6 separate regions of the Homo sapiens genome follow, and all the other regions are linked to region 4. A link is an interaction called in ENCODE POLR2A ChIA-PET data of the cell type or tissue named here. Cell type or tissue: MCF 10A. All regions are shown on one strand. Links, peaks and the distances in the headings refer to the core of each region. The heading gives the core; the rest is flanking DNA. Region 1 holds the start of BNC1 (basonuclin zinc finger protein 1). Region 2 has its middle 39 kb from the start of BNC1. Region 3 overlaps BNC1-AS1 (BNC1 antisense RNA 1). Region 4 has its middle 67 kb from the start of SH3GL3. Region 5 overlaps BNC1 (basonuclin zinc finger protein 1). Region 6 has its middle 36 kb from the start of BNC1-AS1.

Evidence for each region. ChIA-PET counts read pairs that join two places held together with the same protein. Peaks named below come from ENCODE experiments on the same cell type or tissue, not always from the same donor. Only the 100,000 strongest peaks of a DNase experiment are listed, where the experiment ranks them.
Region 1: POLR2A ChIA-PET joins it to region 4 with 24 read pairs; 5 of 35 experiments call an interaction of 5 or more read pairs at or near these places.
Region 2: POLR2A ChIA-PET joins it to region 4 with 22 read pairs; 4 of 35 experiments call an interaction of 5 or more read pairs at or near these places.
Region 3: POLR2A ChIA-PET joins it to region 4 with 15 read pairs; 5 of 35 experiments call an interaction of 5 or more read pairs at or near these places.
Region 5: POLR2A ChIA-PET joins it to region 4 with 35 read pairs; 4 of 35 experiments call an interaction of 5 or more read pairs at or near these places.
Region 6: POLR2A ChIA-PET joins it to region 4 with 48 read pairs; 3 of 35 experiments call an interaction of 5 or more read pairs at or near these places.

The regions. Positions count from the first base shown.
Region 1 is chr15:83,282,169-83,287,424 of GRCh38, reverse strand. BNC1 (basonuclin zinc finger protein 1) reads left to right here and starts at 2,761. Exons shown (of 5, transcript NM_001717.4): 1 at 2,761-2,895. The coding sequence starts at 2,797. BNC1-AS1 (BNC1 antisense RNA 1) reads right to left here and starts at 3,413. Exons shown (of 3, transcript XR_932542.3): 1 at 3,331-3,413. RefSeq lists enhancers at 1,600-2,100, 2,870-3,370. In MCF 10A, for the core only: no CTCF peak of the experiment used is centred there; DNase peaks (open chromatin) are centred at 1,094, 1,624, 2,544 and 4,484.
Region 2 is chr15:83,321,416-83,326,671 of GRCh38, reverse strand. No RefSeq gene overlaps it. Among named protein-coding and RNA genes, the nearest start is that of BNC1, 39 kb to the right of the region's middle. In MCF 10A, for the core only: no CTCF peak of the experiment used is centred there; DNase peaks (open chromatin) are centred at 3,021 and 4,331.
Region 3 is chr15:83,288,051-83,293,306 of GRCh38, reverse strand. The region is part of intron 1 of BNC1-AS1 (BNC1 antisense RNA 1); the gene reads right to left. Among named protein-coding and RNA genes, the nearest start is that of BNC1, 6.0 kb to the right of the region's middle. In MCF 10A, for the core only: no CTCF peak of the experiment used is centred there; no DNase peak of the experiment used is centred there.
Region 4 is chr15:83,377,437-83,382,692 of GRCh38, reverse strand. No RefSeq gene overlaps it. Among named protein-coding and RNA genes, the nearest start is that of SH3GL3, 67 kb to the left of the region's middle. RefSeq lists enhancers at 2,320-3,519, 3,129-3,959. In MCF 10A, for the core only: a CTCF peak has its summit at 1,860 (motif pointing right); DNase peaks (open chromatin) are centred at 1,832, 2,952 and 3,692.
Region 5 is chr15:83,275,439-83,280,694 of GRCh38, reverse strand. The region is part of intron 1 of BNC1 (basonuclin zinc finger protein 1); the gene reads left to right. Among named protein-coding and RNA genes, the nearest start is that of BNC1-AS1, 5.9 kb to the left of the region's middle. In MCF 10A, for the core only: no CTCF peak of the experiment used is centred there; a DNase peak (open chromatin) is centred at 2,324.
Region 6 is chr15:83,245,572-83,250,827 of GRCh38, reverse strand. No RefSeq gene overlaps it. Among named protein-coding and RNA genes, the nearest start is that of BNC1-AS1, 36 kb to the left of the region's middle. In MCF 10A, for the core only: a CTCF peak has its summit at 2,250 (motif pointing left); a DNase peak (open chromatin) is centred at 2,247.

The DNA of each region.
Region 1 (5,256 bases), core at 535-4,534, 95 kb after region 4:
CACAAAAGAAAATGGCAAGGTTGAAACATAGAAGCAAAACGTGAGGACTTTGCAAGAGCAGGATGGGCTCTCAGAGATGCTCTCATTTGCCAGATGAAAAAGGTGAGGTCTAGAGGAGGGAAAGGCCATACCAGACCCCACTGGTAACCAGCAGGAAAACAGGAAGATGGTCTGGGTAGTCTTTACCCAGCCAGTACCACACTCCTGTCTACAGGCACAGGTGGTTTCTCTGTTCCTGTTTCTACTTAACATTTCCAGGGAATGGCAGAGAAGCCCATCAGACCTGAGAAATAAATTTGAGGACTGATGTCAGAGGTCACATGGTACTATCAGGTACATGATTTAAAATGAAACTGCAAAAGATTAATTAGTAATTTTTATCTCGACCTACTGATTCCCTATATGTCGGTCCAAATTGTCACATTTGAAAAAAATGTATCTGTCGATCCCAACAGTACATGTTGGAAGAGGCAGCTTGTTTTCATGTTTTCAAATTATGTACTGCCAGAATCCTTCTTGTGTTTGTAGCCAGGAATAGAGTTACACAGTTGATTCTGATATTTGTTGCTAGCAGAAAGTTTTACTAAAACACATATAATTTAGTTGCAATTAATATAAAGATAATGACCAAAACTTTCAATTGGACAGATTAAAGTTATTGAAGTGGGCCACCGCCTGGGACATAGACATTGTGGTGTATTTATAATAGGCATAGGTGGCATTCAGTAATATTGTCATCAAGGATCTCTCTTGGTTACAATATTATTGTAGGTAACAAATTTAAGTTAATCCAGAAATTGGTTTTAGATGCAGCAGAAAGGAAAGGGGGAGAGGGTTTGCAGAACAGAGACTATTTTATTTAGTCCTACCAATCTGGCCTGAGACAGGCTTTCATATCTGCTTTTATAGAGAAGAAAAGAGGGGCCAAGAAGGCTGACTTCCTCAGCCAGTTTCCAGTTGCTAGGAATGAGCTATCCCTGGGTCACTATGACTGCAAAACCAGAGGTTTATCTGCTACCGTATCTCATAGCACAGAAGCCACTAAGATGAGTAACCACCAAAGGAATTAAGACAAGCACACATCACAACTAGGCTACACAATGCTACTGGCACGATGAAAGAGGCAGAAAAAAGTGCCTGGGGGTCACAACAGGGCAAAAGCACATCGAGTGGAGGCTTGGTGGATCAGGGAAGGTTTCTGAGATGTGGTGACATTCCAGAAAGTCCTTCAAAGATGCACTGTGTTACAACAAACAGAGAAGGAGGTGTTAGAAGAAAGGCCTCAATACGGGGGCACGGAGGAATGAGAGGTAAGCAGTTTAGATGCGGAATGAATCTAGCAAAGCTACATCAAGAAGTTAGCCACGTGAAAAAAAAAAAAAAGAATCTCCTCCCACGGCAAGGTCCATCACGTGAGGCCAGGAGACTTCAAGCCTACAAGGAAAGGCGCCACACATCAGGCCCAGGACACTCACCTGTGTGTCCACCCCAGGAGAGGCAGAAGGACCCGCTGGACCCCAGGACGCCAGGACGCCCAGACACCCACACATTCTTCCTCGTACACCTTGTTCCCTCCTTTCCCTTCTCTTCCCTTCAGAAGCCTTCCACCTGCCTGTGCCTTCCATAGCCACAACCAGGCACACTCTGGGTGGCTGAGGGCAACTCACTTCATCTTCCTTTTCCTCTCAGAGAGGGAAGGAAGAGCTTTGTTTCCTTTTCAAGGATCCCCACCAGCAGCAAGGCAGGTGGAAGAAACTGAGGGAAGAGGAAGCAGGACCCCCGCCGCCCCCCCAGTCTAGCCTTTACAGACTCCTTTTAAGGAGCTGAAGAGGTTGGGAGAGGCTTGCCCTGCCCCGGGGCAGCAGAAACCCGGGCGCTGCTGCAGCAGCTGTGGGCGATCTCCGTCAGCTCCTGGGCTCCAGGATCCTGCGGCCTCAGCCCCTCCGCGTCTACTCTCGGGGCCACCACCTCCAGTTGGCTTCTCCAGGGCACTTCATTTCATTCCGTCCCTAGCATCCAATAAGACGCGAAAAACTTAATCCCATTTTACAACTGAAGCCACTGAGGCCCAGAGAGCAAAGCCATTTGTCCTGGGAAAGTGGTCAAGCTGGGACTTTGACTCTTCAGACCACCCAAGGGAAGGGGTGTGTGTGTGTGTGTGTGTGTGTGTGCGTGTGCGGTGGGGGGCGCTTGTTTTGAGTTCTTAAGAAAACCTCCTGGCGACCCCCTTCTTCCACATCCCAAGACGCTCGTCCCGCACTTTCTCGGGAATGAGGTTTCTGCAGGCGAGGGCGGCGCTGCCTTCTTCCTCCGCGGCAGTGAGACCCCGAGGGCGCCCCAGGGTAGGAGGGGAGGCCGAATCATCTCCTGAGAAGAGCGCCAGAGAACTTCAGAGCGTTTCGCCCTTCCCCGGGAGAGGCAAACACCGACACGTCTGTGTCTTTTACCAACAAGTGCCTTCAAGCCCGGCGGGGGCAGACACCTCCGCGCCGGCCGCCGGCGAGGTCTCCGCGGTCTGCGGGGGCCACGGCCTCGCCTCAGCTGCGCTGATTTAGGGCGTTATCCGGTCCCGGGGCGGGAGGCGGCCTCCCGGGCGGCGAAGCAGCGCCCGCGGCGTGGGGCGACCGCGCGGTGGGCGGAGGGGCAGGGGGAGGGGCGGAGAGGCGTCCCCGGGGCGCAGGGGGCGGGCGTGCGGGCACACGCGGTGCGCGGCGGGGGCGGCCATCGTGCTGCGCAGCCTGGGCGCTTGGGGAGCCGCCCACTTCGCCGGGTCGCGCCCCGACGGCCGGAGCGTGGATGCGGCGGCGCCCGCCGAGCCGGGGCGGACGCGGGGCGGCCCGGGCCCGGGAGACGCGCCGGCAGCCCCGGCACCGCAGCGGTCGCAGGATGGCCGAGGTAAGCGCGGCGCCCTCCGCGGGCGCGGGGATTCTCTGTGCGCGGAGCAGGCGGCCCGGGACGCCGCTGGGCTCCGGCTCCCGTGGGTACCCGAGGGCCACCTCCCGAGGGCCAGCTGGCTACCTGCGCGGCAGCGCGGCCCCGAGGCGCGGCGGGAGGGACCGTGGTCTCCGGCCGGGAGGCGGCGGCGGGGGGGTTGGGGCTCTGGGACCCGTCCCTGCCCGACGTCCCGGAGCTGGCAAACGGTCTCCGCGCCGGATCTGCGGGCGCGTCGGAGGTGCCGGCGGGCCAGCCTGTGGAAATCGGCGGCGGCACTCGGCGGGTACCCTACACGCCACTCTCTGCCGCCCGCACCCCAGGCTTCAGCCCAGGACGTTAGGACTTGCTGTTTCCACCTGTGGGGGTCGACCCCTTCTTTTTTTTTTTTTCTTTTACCTCAGAATTTGTGAAACAGCTGATATTTCACACTGGCCGTCTTTCTCTCCGGGGATTGTTTCTCTGGAGAACGGGGCGCGCGGCAGCCTCCGGTCACTGAGGAGAACTGCGGAGACGGGCGGGCGGCCGTGAGGAGGCTCCCGTCCACTGCGGGACAAATCTTTTGTAGAGCAACAACAACAACAAAAAACAAAACAAACCCACAAGAACAAAAAACCCACGACTGAAAGTCGCTATTTAGACAGGTCCGGTCCGAAAGCTTCCGGGACACAGACCGAGCGTTGACCGTGTGCGGGGCAGATTTGACCAGCTTCACTGCGGACCCTGGAGTCCTTGTCGCGGCTCCGCGCGAGGTGGCCCGTCTTTCAGAAAGCGCTGGGACGGGGCTAAGGCGCTTGGGCTCTGGGCTGGAAGCCGGGCCGAGCCGCGTCCGCCGCTCCGAGGTTTTCCTGGAGTGACAGGAAGTGGGCCTGGGCTGCGGAGCCCGCGGCTGCGCCTGCCGCTTCCTTCAGGGGTTTGCATGGGAAGCGCCGGGACGGGAAGCCCCCGGCCCCCGACTTCGAGCTCCCTTAACAGTCCCGCCCAGCCTGGCCTTGGGACCTGCGAGCGCGTGGCTCGCCCGTCTCGGGAGCGCCCCGTCGGTTCCGTGCTGGGAGCCGGGCGGCGGCGGCGAGGCTGGGGGCCGCGGGCGGAGAAGGAGGAGGCCGCTGCGGGGTCTCCCGCTGCTCCTCCGGAGCCGCCGCCCAGACCCGGAGCCCCGCCGCCGCCTGGCTTTGCCGGAGTTCCTCGGGATTTGTCAGCCAGATGTGACAAGATTGTGGCGAGGCGAGTGAAGGAGATCTGATATTAATCAGCGCGTAGCTCCGAGCCAAACTTTCACAAATGCGGTGTAGAAACATGTTCTTCTCATTTAAGGCATCTCTTTGTGGCTGCGGGGCTGCCACCGCTCCGAGTCTGACAGTTAAGTGGAATGCCATCTCCCAGCCTTAATTGTGTGAGTGAAGTTGTGTGTGGTTGGGGGGCGGGGGGCATCAGACGCTCGGGGGTTCGGTAACGTCCCCTGGTTTTATGGCTGTGCTCGCCTCAGTCCTCTGAAGGCCAGGGCATTTAAAGCGGCCCAGACGCCTGGTCTCAGCCAGGCCTCTTGCTGTTAACACTTAAGGGGCCTAAAAGAGGCCCCACCGGTGTCCTGGGAATCCCTGTCAGGGAGAGAGAGAGTGTGTGTGTGAGGGAGAGAGAACATGTGTTACTGCATAGGACCACAGAGCAGATGTAGCAACAATTTTTTTAAAAATATATTCTTTTCATCAAAGCGACAAGATTTTGGCTTGACAGTAAGTGAATTGAAAAACAGCATTTGGCAGATTTTTTTTCATTCGCTGTTTATTTAATTTGCTATTCGATTTTATGGGATCTCTTGATAAGATTCTAAGTCTTCGACCCTGAGTTTGCAAATACGTGTTAATGTATTGAAACTTTTGTTCAGTGATGGATACACTGACTCTCTTTTCATTGATCCCTTCCCAGATTCGTTGATACATATTAAAACCTTGTTAAAATAGTTTGTCAAAATAAAATTTTGTACATCATATAAAAGAACATTACTTCAGATGTTACAAATTGTACTGGATTTGATTTGCTCTTTAAAGAGGTGTGAAAAGATGGCTTCTCCTTTTGTGATGATGAATTTTAAGAAATAACTTTATTCTTTTTGGCATACTTTCAGATGGTTAAAACGAATAAGATACGAGTCATCGTTTGATTTCTCATCTAATAAGTTTGCTAACTAATTTCACCAAGAAACTATTACTATTTCAAGTCAACTGTTGGTTGAACGTGTTCCTGTTGTAGTTAAATGCTGAGAAGAGGTGGTGAAATCTTCACCTAGCACACATGATGCTCACACTTTGGGAACTCGTAATTATG
Region 2 (5,256 bases), core at 872-4,871, 56 kb after region 4:
TATAAAATAAATACATATGTAAAATAGTAGGCTCCCCTTTTGGAGCTTTCAGTGCCCCCCACCAAAATCCATGCTGTTAACTAAGGAGCTTTTTAGGAGACAAGGTGTCAGAGGAAGGCAGCAACCTCAAAGTGCAGGGAAAGCAGACAGTAGGACAGTGAGTGAGACCTTCCCCGAGCTCTGATCACCTCGTTAGACACAATGGCAGCCAAAGATGGTTTGGGTCACCCAAGGAAAGACAGGGTACTGCCCTCATCCCATGCCCTTCAGGGTTCAGGCTTCCAGAGCCTGGACATCTCCATTTGTACTCCCTGGAATGTGGAGACATGGGCCTCCCTCACTGCAGTCCAGATGGAAGCTGATCTCTGAGAGGCCACTCATGGTGAGTGAGTGAGGCCTCCAGCCAGGCGGTGAGGTTGAGCTGAAAGAAGAAAGTTTCCTAAAAGTAAAACCCAGACCTTCGCCGGGCATGGTGGCTCATGCCTGTAATCCCAGCACTTTGGGAGGCCGAGGTGGGCGGATCATCTGAGGTTGGGAGTTCGAGACCACTCTGACCAACATGGAGAAACCCCCGTCTCTACTAAAAATACAAAATTAGCCAGGTGTGGTGGCACATGCCTGTAATCCCAGCTACTCGTGAGGCTGAGGCATGAGAATCGCTTGAACCCAGGAGGCGGAGGTTGCGGTGAGCCGAGATGGCCCCATTGCACTCTAGCCTGGGCAACAAGAGCAAAACTCCATCTCAAAACAAAAACAAAAACAAAAACAAAAACCCAGACCTTCTTGAAGACTACTTTGAGATCTTAAAATGCATATGCATACAGAGAGGGGGAAGAGGGGCTGTGTATATTGTCTAGGGAGGACAACAAAAAGAAGACCTGGCAGTGGAGATGGAGGAAATAGACAAGTTGAGGAAATAGGAATGGGAACTGTGTTCTAATAGTCAGGGTTCTCCAGAGAAACAGAACCAATAGTGTGTTGGGAGTGTGCGGGTACATTAAGAGATTTAAAGAATCGTCTCACGTGATTGTGGGGGCTGGCAAGTCTGAAATCTGTAGGGCAGGCTGGCAGGCTGGCAACTACAGTAAGATTTCTGTGTTAGTGTTGAGGCAGAACTCCTTCATCTCTGGGAAATCTGTCTTTACTCTTAAGGCTTTCAACTGATTGAATGAGGGTACCCAGATTATTGAAGGCAATCTCCTCTACTTAACGTCAACTAATTGTAGATGTGAAGCATATCTACGCTAGTGTTTGACCAAAGAAGTGGGCACCATAGCCTAGCCATGTTGATACATAAAATTTAACCATCACATGTGAAAATTAAGTGAAGTCCTATGGGTATTAACAGCATGAAAAGGAGTCTTGGGATGATGACAGTGAGGAAACAGAAACTTGTAGATAGGGACCCATGGGATGGGGGTGGGGAGCATGAGAAAAGGTTAACTATAAGCTCCTCACTTTGCAGATTAGCTGAAACTCTAAAAGGATTTATTCAGTCCATTGCACCTAGGTGATCAGGGAAGCTCCTCCTAGGCTGGCATCTTGCCTCTAGCTCCAACGTGTCTGAATCCAGCGTGCAAAGCCTGGTTTTGAGTGGGGAGGCAGAACAGGAGACTAAACCACCTTTGGTTCTGCCTGAGTCAGGTCTTTAAAGGGAAGATCATTTAGTTTATCTAAAGAGCTGTGAATTCCCACAGCCTTAGGCAGACTCATATTCCAGTGTAAGCACAAAAACAAATTCTAAAGCCAAGTAAATGACTGGTGATGAGCCACAGGTATGTATTATCATGACCATTGCTTTACCCTGTGAATTTTCTCTGTGAAGGGAGGGGAATCCACCCCAAAAATATGAGGTTTAGACAACTTTTTGGGGACTGTTTTTAGTGCTTGGTACTGAAATGGTGACTGGCAGACAGGTCAGTGCACACAGTGTACTGCTGATGACCTAAAGGAAAGAGATACATTATGCATGACAGTTTCTCTGGTGCTTGCAGCTCTAAGGATCAGCTTTTAAGCAAGCAGAGCTGTGATTTCTATAAAGGAAGATCTCTGGGTAGACAGGAAGGCCATAGTTTTTGATGAGGTGAAGTGATGACTGAAGTAGATTTGACTTTCCCAGCGTCTAGGTAGGAGGAGAACATGTGTGTGTGTCTTTGCCAAAAATGGCAGCCTAACAAGTCTATCGATGGTGTCCTCATGCAGTATCAGTGAATTCTGCAGAGGCTGGGAGGTCTGCAGATGAAAGCACTGTGGAGTAGAGCCCTCCATGGCCTGGTTTCTGAGCAATTGGTGTGAACAAATGCTAAGAAATGTTTCCACATCTGCCCAACCATATTTGCCCATGAAAACTACGTACCATGACTTCTGCCTCAGTACAATATTTGCTGCTATTGGCCAACCAAGGGGTTGTGGGTATGTATAGGCTGCCCTGGGATGTCTCTGTCCTTGTCTCTTCATCCATGTGTCTTTCTCTGAACGACATTATGTGTGGTTGCCTGCTTCCTCTCAAACACACAGAAGTGTGTGTGTGTGCACATGCACTTGTGAGCAAGTAGGCATACACATTTCCTTCTTTGTAATCAGAGCAGGTAGGATTCTTGTAAAGTCTGTCTCAGTCAGTTTAGAACATTGGGACAAATTCTACACTCAGATCTTTCTATAAAGGGGAGGGGCAGGTGGAGGCCTTGGAGGCTTACCAAGGGGCACAGAGGGGTATCCTTGCAGGCAGCATGGGCTCCTGGAAAGCCACACCAGGACACAAAACTCAGTCACTAAACAGTTTTTCCCAAACAGCCTGCCATGCAGTTGCATTTGCGATTATTCAAAATAACACGGAGCAAAAAGGCACTGCACCCATGTTCCCTGGCAGCTCACTGAGGTCTCTTGACACACTGCTGGGTACAGGAAGGGGCGTTTCTGCCACTCCATGTAGTTTAAGCACAGATGTTCCAGGCAGCCTCAGAATCAAGCTGACACATCCCACAGCATGACAACTGTGGCGCGAGGTTCTCAGGAAGGGCTGAGTGTGAGCATTAGGTCACTGAGCTCTGTTACTGTTTAACCAGCCTCAGCCTGCGTCATGGTGACACACATCTGCTGACTGGACGCATCGGTGCATCGTGCTGTAGGCTGACTGGTGGGCCATGCTTGAAAGACTCCTGGCATGTACCCCTTCCCGCATTCTTCACTCTTGACTGAAAGCATATGCTCTACACAATTGGGATAGTGTTAGCATGTGGGTCCGAGGCAGCTTCCTACACATCTGGCTTAGGCTGGTTGAATCGCTTCCCCTGGGAGGGTGGCTTCCAGCTCTGTGACATCTGGCCAGTGGCAGGAAGTGTCTGGATTCATCCCAGAGTGAATTTTATCTCCACATGCTTTTCCAATTTCATCAGGGCCTCCATGCTACATTCCGAATGACATGTCCACATTTGCCATGGACAAGAATGACAGATGGAGAAAAATCATCTTTGACCCTTAAAAGTCAGTCACATTTTATAAGATAAGAGCTTGGGCACAAAAGGTATTATAGGAGAGAACTCCAGAGATGGCTTGAAATATTACATAAGTTATACATGATTTAGCTTTTGGAAATAAAAGCGCCTACCCAAACTGCTGGCATAGCAAAGCAATGAAAACAGCATTTAAAATTTTTATTTTTCTTTTTTTATTGAGGCATAACTTACATAGAGTAAAATGCACAAATCTCAAGTGTGCCCCCTGATGACTTTTTAATTTTTACACATGCACATACCCAAGAAGCCACCACCCAGACCAAGGTTTAGGACACTCCCAGCACTCCAGAGACTCCCTTATTCCCCTCCCTTCACGGTGGACAGCCTACCCGCAAAGGTTCTCACTGTTCTGGTCTCTATCACCATAGAGGCATTTTTATTTTGGGGTCTTACTGGTTTAACAGATATCTCATCATAACACTCTGTAAACTTCCATGCACTTGCATGAAAAGTCAAGTTTCAGAAGAAAAGGTTTTGTAACACTCTATGCTCCAGCATGTGGCGATCTTCTCTTCCTATATCCAATGTTTCACAATTGAAGAAGAACCTATTCCTGGAGGAAAACTTTTTTTGCCTTTAGCTATGAGGGAGAATTCTGGATTTGTTCTTGTTTCTGAAGCCCATCAGTATCTTGCAGCTGTGTTCATGCATTTGTAAATGTATAGCCACATGCCTTTAGGTCTCCCCTCTTTGAAGGACACCCAGGCCCCAGGCCAAGAACCCCAGCTCTCAGCCTTGCTCTGCCTCTTCCCGGGTCTTGCACCCAACCAGGAATGAGGCCCTCGTTGCAGCTTGCTCCTCTCCAGTTAAAAAAAAAAACAAAAACGCTTAGTCAGACCCAAAGCTAGTTGCTGCAGGCCCCATTCGGTCCTCAGGAAATACCAAGAGAAAAGGCTGCAGGAGAGAGGATTAAACCCTTCTAAGTGTTCGGATACCGTATATCTAACTTCAGCAGCTGTTTCATTAGATTCAGTGGGCACAGCTCCCCACTTTGCCTGACCAGCTGCTCTCTCTCAGAAATCCCCATTGTTGCAAGGAACTGACTTGAGGTATACTCATCTTAGCAACATGGACACACCTTTTCTGGAGGATTAGCCTCTTTGCCACTCTTCTTTTATTTTTAGATGTGAAAGCAACCACTGGGAAGGATCTGGGTTGAGTTTTGGGGGGCAGGGGAAGGAGGCCTTACCCACAGGAAGGAGGCAGTGCTGATGGAAGAGACCTGAAGAAGGAATCTCCATGGAACCGGGGCTGCTTCTGCCCAAGTACAGCACTGACGCTCAATGGGACCCTGGATAGGCCACAGTTTCTCCACCCCCAGTTCTCCATCTGTAAAACGCGGTGCTTAAGTGAGACCAGGCTATTGTATAAAAAGACTAAACGCAGAGCTCTTTGGCTTAGAGTAGGGAGTGTGGGTTTTTGTACTTCCACTGTGTGTTTAGCACCTCCAGGAGGACTTAGGCAACATGGGACTCCATAGATAACCAAAAATTCCTACAAATAGGAGGGAGAGGGCATGCTTTGCCATGTGTGAAAAGGGTAGTCTTTTCCTTCTTGGTGGTCACTGTCCACACATGCCAACTGCCAGCAGAATGACTTTCCAGAGCCTTGTAGTATTTCAGGGGCTGGTCTTTTGGTAAGACAAGAACATCCCGGAGAGAGAACATTCAGGGATGCTCCTTGTTGCTGTATCATGGGATCTTTACTCTCAGACCAGGGCCTTGCCAGCATGCCAGTCTAC
Region 3 (5,256 bases), core at 483-4,482, 89 kb after region 4:
TCATTGTTCTCTCCTCTTCTGGTACTGTGGTCTCATTTTAAGACTCAGAAAATCGGGAAGAAACACACACACACATATCAGCTATCTACCCATATTCACTATGGATTTTTCCAGACTCCCTAGGATTAAAGAAATTAATGAACTTTCAGCTGAATAGGACAGAGGCTTTTAAAACGTTACCAACTACTATCCTTAAAGAAAAATGGAAACATCTCCCCCAAAGGCTATTGTCAGTTATGGAATTCAACTTAAGGAGGAAGGTGGTGACATGCTCCTCTTTCCCACTGGACCAAAATTTCAAAGCTTCAAATGTGTGGTAAATCCAACCAAAGATAAAGATTTGCAGGTGTTTTTTGCATAAAAGCAAGAAGGGCAGATGTATCTGAAACGTGCTTCTAACCAAATACGACATCTGCAATCCATTAGGGGTGTCCTGATGAAGGAAAGTGAGAGGAGAGGTTCAGGCAGAAAGCCTGCTCTGCACAAACATCAGCCTGAGGATGTGTCCAACCCTCTGTCAGAATCTCAGGACACCAAGGTCCTAAAAAAGGTGACCTTTCCGGGGGAAACTTACATTTCTGCCAAATAACCCAGTTCCTCTTCTTTCTTGCCTTCTATCAAGTTATCTTTGAAATGTCAGTGCTTTCTCTTTACTCAAGTACACCTACATGTTTTAGTATTTAAGACTTGGCAGCCACCTCAGATAAAGAGAACACTCCCTGCTTTGAGTGTGCAGACCTTCCTTTCCCAACACTCACGGAGAGCGATCTGTGTCCTGATTCAGCTACTTACACTCCCACAGAACAAAGCAGAATTGTCACCACGAACATTACTTGCAGGTTACTCAGTGGTTGTTATACGCCTGTCCTGGACTCCCAAGAAAAACCACTAACTTTTATTAAAGTGTTTGTAGCAAAGCCTGTTGCAAAACATCCATGGCTGTGAAAATGACTCCAAGTTATGTGATTCCTAGAATGGACGTTCAGAAGGACCCTCAATTTTGTTCATATGTAGGATCCATGGTCAGGGCTTGCTTCAGACCTCCCTTTGCAAGTCTTACCTTGAGCTTCAGCAACTGGGCTCAAATTAAACATAGCATGTAATTGGAGTGCTCCTTAAATGAATTCTCTCAATGAGCATACCAAGTCTGTTTCCTGTATAATGTCTCTTACTTGCTTACTGGCCTTTTGATAAACCATTAGAGATGGAGCATTTTGTTAATTACTAAACTCCTGGTGACAGACAAAACTGGCCTGTTAAAACCTGTGCTGTAATTTGAGGATTAAAAGCCACACCTCTGGGAAACATCAGTATCAAAACTGATTTGGTGTTGGAGACAAGGTGTAGAAGCCACAGTTTGACAAAGTAGATTTCCAAGCACAGTTACCAATTACATTTTTAGAAGTCTTCTATTATGCCATTTACAAGAAGGTACTTTTAAGGAGCTACAAGTCAGGAATATGTGTTTAAATCTCTTCATTTATAAATGTATAGGTAAAGCCCACATTTAAGAAGCACCTACAGTGTACAGAAGAGCACTGTGCTAGATATAGCAAAAATCAGCAGTCCTGGGCCGGGTGCGGTGGCTCATGCCTATAATCCCAGCACTTTGGGAGGCCGAGGCAGGCAGATCACTTGAGGCCAGGAGTTAAAGACCAGCCTGGGCAACAGGGTGAAACCCCACTTCTACTAAAAACACAAAAATTAGCTGAGTGTGGTGGCACACACCTGTAATCTCAGCTACGTGGGAGGCTGAGGCATGAGAATCGCTTGAACCCAGGAGGCAGAGGTTGCAGTAAACCAAGATCACACCACTGCACTCCAGCCTGGGTGACAGAGCAAGACTCTGTCTCAAAAAAAAAGGCCGGGCGCGGTGGCTTATGCCTGTAATCCCAGCACCCAGCACTCTGGGAGACCGAGGTGGGCAGATCATGAGGTCAGGAGTTCAAGACCAGCCTGGCCAACATGGTGAAACCCCATCTATACTAAAAACACAAAAATTGGCCGGGTGTGGTGCTGGGCGCCTGTAATACCAGCTACTCCAGAGGCTGAGGCAGAATTACTTGAACCTGGGATGCAGAGGTTGCAGTGAGCCCAGATCGCACCACTGCACTCCAGCCTGGGTGACAGAGCAAGACTCTGTCTTGGAAAAAAAAAACAAAAAAACACAGTCCCTAACCTCCTAAATTTCATAATCCAATGAAGAAAATGTTATTAAAAAATCAAAGTATGTGGTCAGTGCATTTCTGGAAAATATTTTACTTAATAGTAAGGAAAAAACTAATGATTACAGCATCAATGTACTTTGATTGGAAAAATCTCTTCACTTGACCCAGCGTTTGTGGATTGAAGGTCTGTGTCAGGAGGTTCTCTCCTAATCCTCCATCACCAATGTCATCTAAAAATGCAAATAATGAACAAAGACTGTTATGACAGAGAACAGTTGGTATGTCACTTATCCTTCCTTCATCCAGAATAATCTTCCAGTAAAACTGAAGGTAAGTTTCTATATCAGTTGAGAAGCTTTCTCTTAAAAATAAAAAAAAAAAATCTCAAACTGGCTTAAGTGACAAAAGTGATTTAATTTTTCACAGATCCATGAAGCCCAAAGGCTTCAGGCGTGAATCAGAGCTCCAGCTGAATTTCTCTACAATTCTCTGAGCTCTCATCTCCACATGTCAGCTCTATTCCCAGCCCGATTTCCCTTTATTATTCACAAGATGCCAGGAACAACAGGGATTACATGTTATCCTTCTTCACCCCCTATGGGAAAAAAAGAACTCGGCATTTCATGCCCATCAAACAAAAGTTCTGAGTTTTAAGCTGATTGGACGACCTGGAACCAATTCCTGTGCCCAGGAAAATACCTTGGTGCTGATTGGTTTAGGCATGGGTCACCTGAGCCAATCACCTCTGGGACTGGGGTTGATTACCCAGAGAACATAGCTGCTACACTGCGGAGAAGGAATGAAAGGAAGGGTGAAGAGGCCAGTCACACATCATACTGCCTGCTATAATCTTTTTTCATGCACAGCCTGGATTGCTAATTAATTTTTTTATTCAATATCAGACATAAACTCTATAAAGGGGAATCTGTTTTCTATAAAATTTCTAAGTCAGACATTTAAAGTGGTTTTACTTTTTCAAAAACAACAAAATGGGTAACTCAAATTTTTTTTGCAGAGTTCTCTCTTCCCTTAAGAATATACAAAAATTATCCCCCTAAAAATGTTTTTACCATTTGATATCAGTGAGTGAGAATGATTCAAAATTTGTCCTATAGCCCATCTTCCCTAACCCTTTTATCCTCAGTTTCCGAAAGCAATATGACCTAACCAAATATATCCTCCTTCACCTTGGATAATGGATCATTAAATCTGCAGAAGACACCATGTTCCAAGGCATAATGAACTTTAAAAGTTTTCTGATATATGTTCACCAGCCTCCCAAAACCCATCCAAGCAGGACCTGTCCTGTCCTCATGAAACTCGCCCCAAATTCACCAACTCAATCTGTAAAGTGCCTAGTTTAAGGGATTTTCACCAACTAAGTATTTCTTCCACATGTGTAGTACTAAATCAGGGATGTCCAATCTTTTGGCTTCCCTGGACCACATTGGAAGAAGAATTGTCTTGGGCCACACATCAAATACACTAACACTAATGATAGCTGATGAGCAAAAACCAAAACAAAACAAAAAACAAAAAAACTCGTAATGTTTTAAGAAAGTTTAAGAATTTAAACTTTGAATGTTGGGCTGCATTCAAAGCTCTCCTGGACCACATGTGGCCCACAGAACTTAGATTGGACAAGCTTATTACTAAACAAAGTGTCCAGGGATAAGTTAACCTGTGGTATTTTCTTCCCACTGCCTTGGTGATGAAAGAATGAGTTGTCTGGAAGGCAAGCCATTGCCTTCTTGTGACTGTTGCTGACTGTTTAAAGGCCATGGACAACAGCCTAAATGAGAAGCTAACTTCACACACCCCAGACATACCAAAACAATGGTAGCCAAACTTTCAATATTTGCTCCAAGCATTCCACTTGAAAAAATCATTATAAGCCTTCGTCTGTTTCAGAAATGAGAATTTTCTGGTTGCAGAAGATGCCACTGAGGCTCACAAGTTGCATCACTGGCAGCCACATTCAGGCAAGCAGTAATTACGAATCAGGCCTGGGTTTGTTTTCACTTTGGAATTTACTATTGTATTTATCACTTCCTCGCTGACACCAACTCCCACCACCCCCTTGAGATCTGGCAATCTTTGGCAAAACCCAAAATGCCAGGCACAGTGCATTCGCCTCTGTGTAGCACGACCTGCAGGGTATTTTGCTCCCTTCAACCCCAGGCCTTGTGTGAGAAATTGAGGAACAGGAACAATCTTTTGCCACCAAAACCCTGGGCCACATTTGGGATGGCCTCATGTCCTCTCCCTCAAAAGGGAGCAGCCCTGGAGCTGAAGAGGGGAAATTGTGACACCTGTGCCAGGTTTGTGGTAGGCCAGCCTGTCCCCCAGCAGACAGCTGCGTGGGGGGGCCAGTTTGGCCCAAGTGCTGCTTAGTCAGGCTCTAACACCGAGCCAAGCTGCAGATGTGCCCAGACCTGCCGCCACCAGGTGTATGTCTCTGGGCCGGGAGGTGACGGCACAAATGTGACTCTTGCCTCCTGCTGTTTCCTGACACCTCAGAGGAATGTGGAGGACTCAGGAGAGGACACCACAGAAGGCCGACAGGGCCACTGCTCTCTGCCCACCCTGCTATTTCAAAAGGCCTGCCCTGACCCTTTGGCCCTCACCCTGTCTTTCTGCCAACAGCCCCAGGGCTGGCTCCTCCTCCAGGCCACTGGTGGGCTCAAGTGAGAGGCGGCTACCTCCTTAGGCAGATTACCTGCTTGCCTGACCTGCTGTAGTATCATGATGTTCCCACTGTTAGTGCCCAAACCTCTACAGCTAAAAGGTGCTTTTTTTTCTAATACGATTTCCATGATTAAAAATATTCTTTAAAATTTTTTTCAAGCTCATCTGTCCCCACTGGGGAAAAACTGCTTGTGAGATTTAGTTTCCTAAGAAGAGGCTATTCTGTATTTAACAGAATTATTTATTGACAACCAGAGGGGGTCTTCTAGGGTGTAAATATTAGAAAGGTTTACCTGCCCATTTGCGGACTTCAGATCCAACACAAAAGGTTGTGTCTAATCTCAGTGTGTTTTTCGAGAATTCCATTTAAAACTTAGGGAAGTTATAAGCTGTTCTCCAT
Region 4 (5,256 bases), core at 614-4,613:
GAGGCGGGTGATCACAAGGTCAGGAGTTCGAGACCAGCCTAACCAATGTGGTGAAACCCTGTCTCTACTAAAAATACAAAAATTAGCTGGACGTGGTGGTGCACGCCTATAGTCCCAGCTACTCAGGAGGCTGAGGCAGGAGTATCGCTTAAATCTGGGAGGCAGAGGTTGCAGTGAGCTGAGATCGTGCCACTGCACTCCAGCCTGGGCAACAGAGAGAGACTCCGTCTCAAAAAAAAAAAAAAAAAAAGGTTAAGATGGTAGACTTTATATTGCATGCATTTTACCACAATAAAAAACATTTGGGAAAATAAATGGAGGTGGAATGGAAAATTATGTTCTTATATTCTTGATATAGAGGAAACCTTTCTTGAAGTAAGTTGATGTAAGGTTGATAATCTTGACTACATAAAAATGTAAAGCTTCTATAAGGCAAAAGAGTGTTTAAAGTTAAAAGACAAACAGGGATAAAGTCTTCATGACGTGACAAGCAAGGGGATAATATTATTATATAAAGAGCTCCTAAAAATTAATAAGAAAAAAACTGAACACACCTAGTAGTAAATGCCCAATGTCTGGTCAGCATAATAAATAATGATAGCAACAGTTAATTTACAGACTAAGAAATGAAAATAGTGAAAAGGTGTTTTACTTACCCTTACTAATAATCAAATAAATGGGAATTTAAACAATTAAAGATTATCATTTTCTACTTTCAAATTGACAGAAAGTTAAAAAGATGGAGAATACCAAATTTGGGTGAGGGTGTGGAGAAATAGGCATTCTCATGCTTTGTAGGTGAGGGTAGAGATTAAAACAATCTTCCTGGAGGGCAATTTGCCAACATATTTTAAAAACCTTAAAAATGAGCATACCATTTGACCTGTGACCAGCAATTATCTTCCTAGGAACTTATCCTAAGAAATTCATCATGTATGCGTGCGTACATTTGTTTATGGTTAACAGTTGTAAGCAAGCTTAATGTCCAATAGCAGGATTGGTTAAATGATTTTTGGCAGACTTACAGGAAGGAATACTAAACTACCATTAAAAAATAATGTAAAAGAAAATTTACTGCCATGTGAAAAGATTCATGATATATTCTTACATGGATAAAGTAAATTACAAAACAATATGTGTAACATTTAATGTAAAAGAGTGGTTACCTCTGGGGAGCCAGTTGTTTTTACTTTCTTTTTGCATTTTCTTTACATTGTCCATTTTTTAAATAAACAAATACTGATTTGTAATCAAAAGATACATAGTAAATGGTTTTTGTTTGTTTGTTTGTTGTTTGTTTTTTGAGATGGAGTCTCGCTCTGTCGCCCAGGCTAGAGTGCAGTGGCGCCATCTTGGCTCACTGCAACCTCCTCCTTCCCGGGTTCAAGCGATTCTCCTGCCTCAGCCTCCTGAGTAGCTGGGATTACAGGTGCCACCACCACACTTAGCTAATTTTTGTGTTTTTAGTAGAGACAGGGTTTCACCATATTGGTCAGGCTGGTCTTGAACTCCTGACCTCAGGTGATCTGCCTGCCTCGGCCTCCCAAAGTGCTGGGATTACAGGCGTGAGCCATTGTGCCTGGCCGCTATTTTAAAAATTACTATTGTTTGGAGATATCAAACATTTGAGAAATATAATGTCATATTCTTAAATATTCCAGTTCTGTAAGATCTCTTCAACCTGTGGTTATAAATGGAGACACATTATGAGTCATCATTCCTGTTTCAATGTCTCTGAAACCGTTTGCTGAGCTATTCTTCCTGGTTCCCTCAAAACCTCCTCATCGAGTTACTTCTGGGAGGAGAGTTGGGGTATCACAGAGACTTGCCTTCTTGCGCTCCATCCCCATCCAGGTCTGCTGCTGTGAAGCCACTTGAGGGCGCCTCCCCACTGTGACTGTGACACTGTGACCAAAGGGACCTGCCCAGACAGGATGCATGCCTGGGGACACTCTCTCTCTGAGCTCCAAATAGCAAGCCAAGGCACCTGGTGTCCTCACCTGCTGAGCCCCTGCCAGAAGTGAGGAGATGTCCCCCTGTCCCACTCTGGTCACACTTTGACACTTGGACCCCATTATCCCCCAGAATCCTACCACCTCCCCAAACATTCCTCCCACTCTTGTCTTCAGCCCTTCTCTTGATCAACCTCACACAAGGGTGCTGAAGTCCAGCCCCATCAGAGCCTCCTGTTTTTGAGACCTTCTTATCCTCCCTCTTGCCCCAACCCCTACCTCCCATACTGGCTTAAGACCCCTCTGTCCTGTAGCCAGAAAATACAGGTCACAAGCACTAGGAAAAATCATATGACTAGTCTCTCCCCAGTTTAACAGTGGACAAAGGTTTATTGCACTCCTACTGTGTGCAAAGGACGTTGGACATGGGGATGAGCACGCCCCCAGGAACTTCCACCCAGCTCACAACCCAGCAGGGAGGGGTTTGTGTCACATTCACCATCTGACTAGGGAGAGACAGAGTTTGTGGTGAATACCCACATTCTTAGCCTAAGATTCACCTGCTAATTGCATCTTCTAATGTTGTCCAAGTTTTGCTAGGTGACACTCCTCACTCCAAGGAAGCTGTGCCTTTCTTAGGGTAGCCCCCAGGGCATCTTGTTGCCAAAAGGCCTCAGTTTCCCTAGAGATCTCGGTTCCTACACTAACTGCCAAGCGCTGGAAGGGTGGAACCAAGATGAGGCACAGTGGGGCCGGTGCTCAGGAAAGCAGGCTCCTCTGGGGCAGAGAATGCCCGCCAGAGAACATGCCCCCCGACCTGGGCTCCCTTTCGGCCATTGATGAGGAAACCTGTCCCACGTCTGCGGCAGCGATGAGGCCTGGAGGGCAGGGCCTGGCGCTGCCTGGCAATGAGCGTCCCAGGTATTTGGTGAGTCCAGGAGCCCGAGGACTGGGCATAGGGTGGGGCCCGTCTCCAGTCAGTGTTGAAGGGACAGGAAATTCCTATTGGCAGGATGACCTCATGCTGACAGTGCTAGGGCGCGCCCGACAGGGGTTAATCTCAGAGACGCAGTGCCTTGTCCCGGGACAGGGCCCAGGCCACCGCCCGCGGATTCCTCAGAGGAGGGTGCGGGGAGCATCTTTAGAGGCTTGGAAGCTTAAATTACTTGCAGACTCCAGAGCACGGATGCCTTTCATTCGGGCCACCGCTCATCCAACTCCTTCTTCCATGCCCTCGTGTTAGATTTTGGGGCTCTCCTGCAGGTGCCTAGGGAAACTCGGATCCCGCACCCCACAGGGCTGTAAAACCAGCTCCTTCCCGTGCAGCCCAAGTTCCGCAGGGCTTGGAGGCAGGGTGGGTTCCCTCTGCTGGTGCACTCCCTGTCCTCGCCTTGGACCAGGCGGTTCCCCGTAACTCAGGAGTCCGCGATCAGGACTTGCTCAGCGCGGGAACGTCCCCTGCAAGACTGGGGACTGTGGCCGGGACACCTGGGCCAGGGCCAAGGGCGGGGTTGCGCGGTCTCCACGCTTGGCTTGGCCTGGGCCGCGCAGTCTGTGGTGTTGCCAGGTACTCCTGGAATCGCCCCGCGAGTGGTAGGCAAGGGGGTGCGGGTGGGGACGAGACGTGGTAGGGGAGCCTTCTGGAAAAGGCGCTCGTGTCTCAAGCCCCGCCCCCTCCCCCCACCACTCCCAGGTGCAGGTGGTGTGTGTGCCTCAGTGCAGACCGGCCCAGGCCTGTCAGGGCAAGCATCTCCCTCCTCCTCACCCCCACCCCGTTCCCCAGTCCTCCTTGGTCCCTCCCCTTCCCAGTGAGATGAGAGAAGCCACTGGGCACTAAGCATCGGGGCTGAATTGGGGGGCAGGGCGCAAAACAAGAGCCTTCCTTTCTCAAGTTGGGCTTAGAGAGCGCTACAGTTGGTGTGGGCTTCCATTCCATGTTTGTGATCTTTACTGGTATGCGGCATGAATGCAACAATAGACAGATGGGCCAAAGGATGGACGGATAGACTGATGCCCTGACTGTCCTCCCTGCCTCCAGTCCAGGTCTGGAGAGGTTGCGAAGCAGCCTCCCCATCTCTTCCAGTCCTGGAAGGGAAGAGGAGCCAGGAGCAAATTCCCTGACTCCCCCCAGAGCATGTAGGTGGGGCGGAAGTGGAGTCAAAGGTGACCTGACCTGGCAGAGGGAGGTAGTAAAAGCACTCTTGCTCTCCCAGGAAGGCAGCTCAGAACTTCCAGTCACAGAAAAATGGGAAATGGAGCATGGAGTGTCTCAGACTAGAGAAGGAACCCTGAGGAGGTTGATGCTTGGGCAGAGGTGTTAGGGGGAGGTGACTTTTAAGCCTTCAGACTTTGTCCGTTTAGTACTTGCTTTTGTTTATGGTTCCTTAGATGCTTAACCTGAGTGATGTACGTAAAAAATGTAACTCTTCTAAGCAATGAGGAAAAATAGGGAAGGAAACAGTGACTGAGATCTGAGCAAAGCGCCTGGAGAAAGCAAATAGGCCCAGCACTTGCCTGCAGTTTCCTGAGGCTTTGTTCACCTCTGTGTCTTCAGCAACTAGAATAGTGCCTGGCACATAAAAGACCCCCAGTAGCTATTTGTTGAATGAATGAATGAGAAGGGAGGAGAACCTCCAGACCCACCTGTTTCCATCTCTCAGCAGAGTCACCATCTTGCTGTGAGCCAGTCCCTGACTCAGCCCGGCTCTCTGCCAGGTGTCATTCCTTCTCATCCCCTCGGCCACTAATAGGAGGTTGCAGTGAAGGCCACTGCACTCCAGCCTGGGCGACAGAGTGAGACTCCGTCTCAAAAATAAATAAATAAATAAATGAATAAATAAATAAAACTCCACTGATGGCTGCCATGCAGCAGGAATGGCAGGTGGTGGGGCAGATACTGTGAGTCAGACAGAATCTCTGCCCTCTGGGCATTCCCAGTCCAGTGGGGAAAATGGACAAGAGGCAGATGTCATCAGTGGGGTGAATTGTGTGGGGAGAGGATGTGCATGCCTGCACAGGGGGACATAAGTGACAGGGGCTGTGTGAGCCCAAGGAGACCTCACCCATTGCTTAGGAGCAGGACTTTGTGAGTTCCGGGCAGATCCAGGCTTGAATGCCAGCTCCACCCTGGTATAACATCGGGCAAGTTACTTAAGCTACACTTCATTTCTTGCCTACCAAATGGACATGATGCCCTCTTCATAATCTGGTGTGAGATGAAATTGATATAATACATGCTAAATGCTCAGCCAGGGCCAGATACTGAATGTTAGTGATTCTTGTTAAGGGAGCATTCTTGTTAAGG
Region 5 (5,256 bases), core at 675-4,674, 100 kb after region 4:
TCCTCTAATTGTTTCTTGCATTATTCATTATGAAGGTAAAATTTTTATACTGTCAACTCTTAGCATTTCATGATACTTCACACTGAATTTGAAGCAAGGGATCAGGATGGCATAATTAACTAAGTTTGATCTTTTCTTTTTAAAAACTTAGTTTCAAAAACCTAGTTCTCAATGAGTCCCCAAAAGAATGTTTTACAAAATCTTACTTAGAAATGTTCACAATTTCGTCTTTATTTTGTATCAGCAGCAGTAGTGAAGTTGCATTGCTTATGTAACTTAGGTAAAATTATGCTAAAGTGTAAGTGTTTTGCTCTGTATTTTTTTCCTCAGGCTGATTCAACTATGTTCGGAAAGTTCCCTTTACATGCAATTAATATCTTTTGGTTTTTTGTTATCAAAGGTTTCTAAAGATTACCTCTGAGGTTTCCCAAATTAGGTTATAAAGGAAAAAATATATCCATATAATTTACATTTCTGTACAGTTCTTAAATTTTTTTAAAGAAGAAATATTTGGCTTGGCTTTTAAGGTAGTGTTTGCATGTTTTTCAGCTATTTCATAGATTTTCAGTTTTTGAAACTAATAATTTTAAGAAAAAAAGCACAGACATTAAATTATTTTGGCACACAGTTTATACTTTGATTCATAGACATCAAAAGAACAAGTATTTTCCCCATCACAGTCTTTGAACTAAGCAGCTAGAGAACACTACAAATGTGTCATGCATACTTTAAACTCACAGGTAGACTCAGCCCAATCAATATCTGTCACTTGAAGGAGCTCTACCTCCCACCTGCCCTTTCTCTGCCAGACCCTTCTCCATGCCCTCAGTCTTTGGTCTCTCATTTCATCCTCATACTTGGAGTGAGAAACCAGATTTTGTCCATTCTCCTTTAGTGTTGTGTTTATATTGCAAATGCTGACTACCTGGTTTCTGAGGCTCCCCACATCTCCTTTTAACCATGCTTGTGGTAAACAGTGCCTCCCCATTGTAGAAAGCCAATGATCCTATGAACCCAATAAAGAGACTCCTGGCTGCTCATCTGGACAGCCCAGGCCCACCTTATTTTGTCTTTCAAGGTAGGTCTCACTGCCCGTAACAGAGACCTGTGCTCTGTGGCCCAGGCTCCTTGGCCTGACACATATGTACATGTTAAGCTTTACATTGTACCTAGGCTTGTGGTATTTCTTGCATGCACTGATGAGAGCATGCCTTCTTCCTGGAGGAAGCCCTCTCTGGCCTCTCTGTACAACCTTGACTTCTCCATTTCTCCTATCCCACTCAAACTATTTAATTTGGGGGAGAGTAGGAGTTTGACTTATTTTTTTCACTTTTTATTATAGAAGATTTCAAACAATCAAAATTAGAATGAAACTTGATGTAATATGTGCTTGGGGATTCAACAGTTACCAACTTTGGGCCAGTCTCATTTCATCTGTATTTCCTACCCATCATAACCAACACTAGATTACTTTAAAGCAAATCCTAGGCATTATATAATTTCATTCATATATATTATAATATGAAGCTCTAAAATACAAAGGCTCTTTTTTAAAAAACCAGGGCAATATACCATAGAGCACCTAAAAAATTAACAATAACTGTAATGTCATTAAATTTCTAATTGGTGTTCAAATTTCCTTGATTACCTGACAAACTTTATATTACAGTTGGTTTCTTCAAATCAGGATTCAAGTAAGGTCCGTACATTGTCTTTTTTAATATATAGGTTCATACTTTACTTTTTTCCTTGCAATTTATTTGTTGAAAAAGCTGGATCATTTGTCCTGTAGAGTGCTCCCTGGTCTGAATTTCAATGATTATTTCCTTGTAGTATCATTTAAACATTCCTGTATCTCCTGTATATTCTTAAATTGGAGTTGAGTAAGAGGCTTGATCCAATTCAGGTTTGAACTTTTTTATCAAGAACACCATATGTGTGGTGGTATGTATCCTTCAGTCCAGAGACAAATGGCCTCCTATTTTTCATTAGGAGTTGCGGAATGGTGATACTCCAGTTCTTCATTTATTTGATCCACATTCAGAGATAATCTTTGTCTCATCAATGATTTTTTTACCCTGAAATACAGGTTATATAGCAAAGGATACACATTTGATTTTTTTCCTTTGTTTACCAATTTTCAGAATAGTTAGTTGGTTTCCTAGCATTTTCTAAAAGTGGCCAATGAGTTTTGTTTGTTTTGAGTATATTTTGAATTCCTAGATTTTAACACAGTGAATGACTCATGCTAATTTTTGACAAATCATATTCTCTACTCTGCTGTTTTTGACCAACCCAGTTGTGTGATTTTTTCTTGCAGTCATTCAAGTCTTCCCTAGTGTCAGACACTGGCAATTACTCATCTTTGTATCTCCATGAAGCTCCCCATGGTTACCAAGTACATAGTAGATGCTTTAGAAACAAACAAATAAAAACCTTGTTAAATAAATGATTATCATTTTCTTAAACTATTAGTGGAAGATGATGGCATGATGTGTTGAGTGTCTGCCCCATGTGTGTTTCTCAAGGTCAGCTAAAGTCCGACACTCTCACCTGCAGATAAGCTGCCTCACATTAAAGGACTTAGTGGGCTTCACCTCTCTTCTTCCCGGTTGTCCTTATTACCTATTTGGCAAAGGGTGATACTATTTTTCAGAATCCTAGTTGTACCTCTGTGGGTTTTCATATGTAAGAAAAACAATGGGAAACTTAAAAAGAAAAAGTGAAAGGAGTGAAAAGTGAGAGGTGGGAAGGTAAGGAGAAAAAAAAAATCCAGTTCTAATAAGGAAAGTAAGAAGTGCAGAGGCAAAGTAGCTCCAAAGAGCAGTGGGGTAGAGAATTAACTCCCACCCTTGAATGATGCAGTTTCCTAAACCAGGAAGGCTAGCTCTGCAGCCACAGAAAGAGTAAGAATGACAATTTCACAACAGGTTAAGTGAAGCCAGGCTCTCCACCTAGACACCAAAGGTAGCCCAGCTGCTTTAAAAGATGTCTTGTTTTATGTGTCCTGATTGGCAGTTTTTGATATGCACGTTAGCAACAATTATCTATATTCAACATTTAAAAAGTACTACTTAGAAAAAACTGGCCAGGCGCGGTGGCTCATGCCTGTAATCCCAGCACATTGGGAGGCCGAAGTGGGCAGATCATGAGGTCAGGAGATAGAGACCATCCTGACTAACATGGTGAAACCCCATCTCTACTAAAAATACAAAAAGTTAGCCGGGTGTGGTGGCATACATCTGTAGTCCCAGCTACTCAGGAAGCTGAGGCAGGAGAATCACTTGAACCCGGGAGGCAGAAGTTGTAGTGAGCCAAGATCCCACCACAGCACTCCAGCCTGGGCGACAGAGCCACACTGTCTCCAAAAAAGAAAAAAAGTGAATCAGGAGTTCAAGACCAGCCTAAGCAACATAGTGAGACCCCCGTCTCTATAAAAACATTTTTTTAAAAATTAGCTGGTTATGGTGGCATGCGCCTATGTGAGATTTGGGAGGGCGAATAAAGTGGGAGGATCCCTTGATCCCGGGAGGTAGAGACTGCTGTGAACAGTGATCACTGTCCTCCAGCCTGGGTGACAGAACAAGACCCTGTCTCAAAAAAAGAAAATCCTGAAGCATTTTTATTGTAAACTTGGTGGCTGTTAAAAAGTGATTTGTGGTTTGCCAGACTGGGTTTTTAAATTTAAAGTTGAAGAGTTACGATTTTTTTCCACTGAGAATCTGGCATAGCCTTAGAATCTCACACGTAAGAGAGGACCACAGACTCTAAAACTTAACTTCGGTGATCTCTGCTAGTGAGTCATTTTCCACGTGGTTTTTACATGGCCCTCTCCATAGTCAACTGGAAGATCAGTGTGTAAACTAGAAACTGCATTTGGCTGCAAATTAAAAGAATTCCTAAATAATAGTTGCTACTCTTTCTTCTCAGCCATCCTTAGGGCATGACCTCGGTATTGCCTCATAGTCACAAAATGGTATCTGAGCTCCTGCCATCAGGTTCTTGTTCCAAGAAAGAGGAAGAGGGAAAGGCAGACAGGTCTTACAGTAGAGTCATCTGCTATTTATGAGGAGTTTTCTACAATACTTCACCCAACAATTTGTATTGTATACCATTGGTCAGTACTTAAGTCACCTGACCACCAACTGAGACTTGGAAATTAAATTTATTTTTACTAAGGCATATTGGGGAAAAAGATAACTGGGGGAAAAAGATTAATAATCAGTAAGCATAGTACAGTTCTCTCATTGATTTGTTCAATCATTCGTTTACTTTCTCAGATAATACCAGTGGAGGGCTTACCAAGTATCAGGCCCAGTGCTAAGTGTTGGTTTGGAGTTTTAGTTGTTTCATTGCCTCTTGCAGGAATGATTCATTGTGAAGCAACTTTTTTAGGGGCTTTTACCTTAGATATTTTTGGTAGCTCTGTGCAGAGTCGGACAACCAGAGCCCAGAAGACCGAAGAACTTACTTGTTGTGGGTCTGGCAGCAGTAACAGTCTCACTGTTTTGATTGATTGCTTCAGCTCCCCATCTGTGTATCCACATTAATATGGCTAACAGGCCTCTGAGGTAGGCAGGAGTAGGTTTCCAGCCCACATGATGGCCAAAGGCACCAAGGCATGGAGCTGAAGTTTTTACATGGCTTAACTGGAAGTAAGACATAGGTTGAGGCCAATCCTAGGTTTTACTACCTCTCAGTGAAAGGTGCCCGGTGAGGTGAACGGGAAGGGGCTCGGGCTCCCCAGCCCTGCAGCCAGAGGTATCTTTTTAACAGGGAGATTATATTCATTTCATACATAAAAAAAAAAAGGCTTACTGTTAAAATCCAGACTCCTTCACCTGCCCCACAAGGTCCTATGCACAGTGGTCTCTGACACCTGTCTTATTCTCATTTTCTGCTAATAACCTCAACAACTTCACTCCAGCTACATTGGCCCCTTAACTCTTCCCTGAACACCCATCTCTATTGTGCCTGAGAGCCTTTGCACTTGCTATGCCTTCTCCCTTAAATACTTCCTCTCTCTCCAGTCTGCACATGACCAACTCCTTGGCATGCCTTGGGACTCAATTCACATGTTACCTCCTCAAAGGCTCTTGATGATGACTCAATCTAAAACATTCTTACTCCTGTCCCTATCCCTCCATGCCACCCAGTTAAATCATTAGCATAGCTTTCTTCTTAGTTTTTTTTTTTTTTTTTTGAGATGGAGTCTCTGTCGCCCAGGCTGGAGTGCAGTGGCACAATCTCGTCTCA
Region 6 (5,256 bases), core at 710-4,709, 130 kb after region 4:
AATTCACCTGGGTATATACCTAGGAGTGGAATTGCTGGATCATATGTTAACTGTGTGTTTGACTTTTTGAGAAACTGCCAGACTGTTTTCCTAAGGTCACTGATTCTTAAACATAGCTACACACTGGAATCACCTGGGCAACTTTTAGAAAGTGCTGTTTCCTAGGTCCCACCCTCGGAGGTTCTGATGTAATTGGTCTACTTTGTGGCCTGGGCAGGGGGAGTTTCAAAGTTTCCCAGGTGATTTTCCCCAGCCTGGGTTGAGAATTTCTGATATAGACGAAGGGGACTCAGAGGTGTTGTATGCATCAATAACTCTTGAATCTGCCCTCTGAAGTCAGTGTTTTTAGATCTGTTTGATTGTGAGAATTTTCTGGGACACTTAATAAAAATACGTATTCTGGGCAGGTGCAGTGGCTCATGCTTGTAATCCCAGCACTTTGGGAGGCCAAGGCTGGAGGATTGCTTGAGCCTGGGAGTTTGAGACCACCCTGGGCAATATAGCGAGACCTCATCTCTACAAATAATAAACAAAATTAGCTGGGCATGGTGGCACATGCCCGTAGTCCCAGCCACTCAGGAGGCTGAGGTAGGAAAATCACTTGAGCCTGGGAGGTTGAGGCTGCAGTGAGCCATGATCACACCACTGCACTCCAGCCTGGGCAACAGAGTGAGACCCTGTCTCAAAACAAACAAACAAACAAAAACAACCTAGGCCCTTCTTCTGGAAATGTCCTACGTAGAGGGTCTCAGAAGGGTACTGGGAATCTGAAGGTTCAACATACACTTCAGGTGTATTTTATGATCTGGCAAATTTCTAAGCAATATCTTAGATCCTCCTTGTTTCTTAAAATGTGGGCCCTGACCAGTATCGTCAGTATCACCTGGAGCTTGTAAGCAATGCAAATTCTAACAACAACTAAATCAGAACCTGCATTTTAACAATTCTGCAGTGACTGTAAGCACATTAATAACTTAGAAGCACAGTGTTAGACTACCAGCCTCAAGCAGTATAGTCCCCAAACAAGCGGTTCTCATACTTGAGCATGCCTTAGATTCTCCGAAAGGCTCATTAAAACACAAGTTGCTCCCAGAGCTTCTGATTAAGAAGGTCTGAGATGGGGCCCAAGAATTTCCATCTGTAATAAATCCCTGGTGGTGATGATGTGCCATACTGGGGACTACAGTTTGAGAATTTCTGGTCCCTCGTCTGGACCACAATTTCTCAAACTTGGCACTATTGACATTTTTGGACCAGATCATTCTTTCTTGTAGGGAATTGTCCTGTGTTTTGTAAGATGTTCAGCTGCTTCCCTGGTCTCTACCCACTAAATGCCATAGCACCCCCAAAATTATGACAACCAAAAATATCTCCACGCATTGTCAAATATTCCCTGATGGGAGTGGGTGACAAAATAGCCCCCAGTTGAGAATCACTGGTCTAGACTCTTCTTAAAAGGGAAAAGTCCTGCTACTCATTCTGTTCATGGGAAGAAAAGACTCAGTCCCTGACTTGGGCAGCCTCTCTCAGCCTCTCCTCCCACCTCCTCAGATGCTGGGGCATCTACAGAGGAGCTTGAGACCCCTGAGGGAAAACCCCTTTGGACCAGGATTTCCTCATCTGGGGAAATGAGAGCCTGTTCTTAGCTCCCTGGCAATCGTGGGGCTAGAAGAGAAGCATCTGACTGAGTCTCTGGACACCAGCTGTGCATTCCTGAGCAGGTAGCCCAGCCTGTCACCCCCCTTCTCACCCACAACTCTTTTTTTTTCTTTATTTGTCGGTTCACAATGCCTCCACGTTTATCTATTGAAATGTGTGGGTTGTTCCCTGTCCCTATGCTTCTATCTACTTATTGAAATGTGTGCATGTTGGTTCACAGTGTCTCAAAATCTACATATTTATTGAAATGTGTGGTTGGCTCAGTGTGCTTCAACGTCTTTTGCTCTTTCTTCTGCAAGACATGCTCTGGCTGATCATTAAAGCCAGATTAGTCAAGAAACTTTAAAAGCAGCCACAGGCAAACTGTTTAAAGAACAGAATGCCTATTGGTCACCTGATTCTTTTAAAACTACACCCTAGAAATCTGTGTGATTGGGAATTTTAATTAGTCTGAATTGCTATACTTATGTTCTTTGCAGAGAGCTAAGACTACTGAAAAAAAAAATTGTTTTTTTAAAGGAGCTTCCTAGCTTTCCAATCTGTGATGCTGGTTAGCATTTCAGATTGTTAGGAAATAGTGCCCTCTGCTGGAATTACTTGGTTATTGCAATAGGCATTGTGCGCTACTTCTGAGTCCTTTCAGACCTCCGAGATGTATTATGTTTGGAAAGTCCCCTGGTGACCCCATGTACCTCTTCCAGTTACAAGGCTAGCTGAAAAGAGGACATATTTTCTGAATGGTCTTAATCCTGCTTCCAGGAATTGAGTGCCTCAGCCTAGAACATTGGATTGGAGTAGGTTTCCCACGGGCTTCCCCCGCAACTCCCGAGATGGCATTTGCCTTCCGGGAGAAGAAGCTGAATCCAGAGCCCCTCCGGGTCACCAGCCACACCACACGCAGAGGACTGATGTGGTGGAAAGAACACGTTTGGGGACTCGAGGGTCCTGGCTTCAGCTTCCACCTCTGCACATCCCTAGCTGTGGGGCCTTAAACATCTCTAATGCTGGAGCCCTCATTTCCCCATCTGTAAAATTGCCGTTTCAGACTGTACTTTGAGGGGTTCTAGGGAACCTCACAGGTGCCTCACAGGCCGTTCTGGAGGGAGAGCTAAAGAGGAGATAAGAAGTAGCTTGGACAGCTCCCAAGCACCACACGAGCTCCTTCCACTTCCATCTGGTTTCATGTACATTTAATATTTTGTTCTATGTTCTGCGGCTAAAAAAGACTTTCCTCTTGAAAACCATGCAGTAGGTGACCTCTAGAATTCTTCCAGCACTTTCTCTGATTCCTACCATGAGTGTTTCTGTGAGGAGGTGTGTCTGTGTGTTGTTGCTCTAACCTGCACCACCCTGCCCTGCTTTTTGAGCCAAGTTAAGGAGAATGGTAAGGGCTGAGGGTGTTCTCTGTCTTCTTCCTGAAGAGCATCCAGCCCAAAGTAAATGTTCAGTATGTGTGATAAAAATGGCTCCTTCAAATTTACAGCCCTAAATGCCCACATCAAAAAGTTAGAAAAATCTCAAATTAACAACCTGACATCACAACTGAAGGAACTAGAGAAGCAAGAGCAAACCAACCTCAGAGCTAGCAGAAGACAAGAAATAACCAAAATCAGAGCTGAACTGAAGGAGATTGAGACATGAAAAACCATTCAAAAGATCAACGAATCCAGGAGCTGGTTTTTTGAAAAAATTAATACGGTAGACTGCTAGCTAGACTAAGAAAGAAGAACCAAATAAACTTTGTCATTTACAGAAATACAAATAACCGTCAGAGACTACTATGAACACCTCAATGCAAACAAACTAGGAAAATCTAGAAGTAATGAAGAAATTCCTGGACATATACACCCTCCATAGCTGAACCAGGAAGAAATTGAATCCCTGAATAGACCAATAACAAGCTCCAAAATTGAATCAGTAATAGGTAGCCTGCCAACCAAAAAAACCCCAAGGCTAGACAGATTCACAGCTGAATTTTACCAGATGTACAAAAAAGAGCTGGTACCATTCCTGCTGAAACTATTCCAAAAAATTGAGGAGGAGGGACTCCTCCCTAACTCATTCTGTGACACCAGAATCATCCTGATACCCAAACCTTGTAGACACAACAAAAAAGAAAACTTCAGGCCAATATCCTTGATGAACATTGATGCAAAAATCATCAACAAAATACTAGCAAACCAAATCCAGCAGCACATCAAAAAGCTTACCCACCACAATCAAGTAGGTTTTATCCCTGGGATGCAAGTTTGGTTCAAAATATGCAAATCAATAAATATGATTCATCACATAAACAGAACTAAAGACAAAAACCACATGATTGTCTCAATAAATGCAGAAAAGCCTCAATAAAATTCAACATCCCTTCATGTTAAAAACTCTCAACAAACTGGGTATTGAAGAAACATACCTCAAAATAATAAGAGTCATCTATGACAAACCCACAGCCAACATCACACTGAATGGGCAAAATCTGGAAGCATTCATCTTGAAAACTGGCTCAAGACAAGGATGACTTCTCTTTGCACTCCTATTCAACATAATATTGAAAGTCCTGGCCAGAGCAATCAGGCAAGAGAAAGAAATAAAGGGCATCCAGATAGCAAGAGAGGAAGTCAAACTATCCCTATTTGCGGACAACATGATTCTATATCTAGAAAACCCCACTCGGCCCAAAAGCTCCTTGAACTGATAAACAACTTCAGCAAAGTCTCAGGATACAAAATGAATGTGCAAAAATCACCAGCATTCCTATACACCAACAACAGTCAAGCTGAGAGCCAAATCAGAAACACAATCCCATTCACAATTGCCACTAAAAGAATAAAATACCTAGGAATACAGCTAACCAGGGAGGTAAAAGATCTTTACAAAAGGAATTCTAAAACATTGCTCAAAGAAATCAGAGATGACACAAACAAATGGAAAAAAATCCATGCTCGTGGACAGGAAGAATCAATATAATTAAAATGGCTATACTGCCCAAGGCAATTTACAGATTCAGTGCTATCCCTATCAAACTACTAATGATATTCTTCACACAACTAGAAAAAACTATTTTAAAATTCATATGGAACCAAAACAGACCCTGAATCGCCAAGGCAATCCTAAGCAAAAAGAACAAAGCTGTAGGCATCACGCTACCCAACTTCAAAGTATATTACAGGGCTACAGTAACCAAAACAGCATGGTATTGGTACAAAACCAGACACATAAGACCAATGCAACAGAATAGAGAGCTCATAAATAAGACCACACATCTACAACCATCTGATCCTCAACAAAACTGATAAAAACAAGCAATGAGGAAGATTCCTTATTCAACAAATGGTGCTGGGAGAACTGCTAGCCATAAGCAGAAGATTAAAACTGGACCCCTTTCTTATACCATATACAAAATCAACTCAAGATTGATTAAAGACTTAAATGTAAAACCTAAAACTATCAAAACCCTAGAAGACAACCTAGGCAATACCATTCTGGACACAGAAACTGGCAAAGATTTCATAATAAACATGCCAAAACCAATTGCAACAAAAGCAAAAATTGACAAATGGGACCTAATTAAGCTAAGGAGTTTCTGCACAGCAAAAGAAA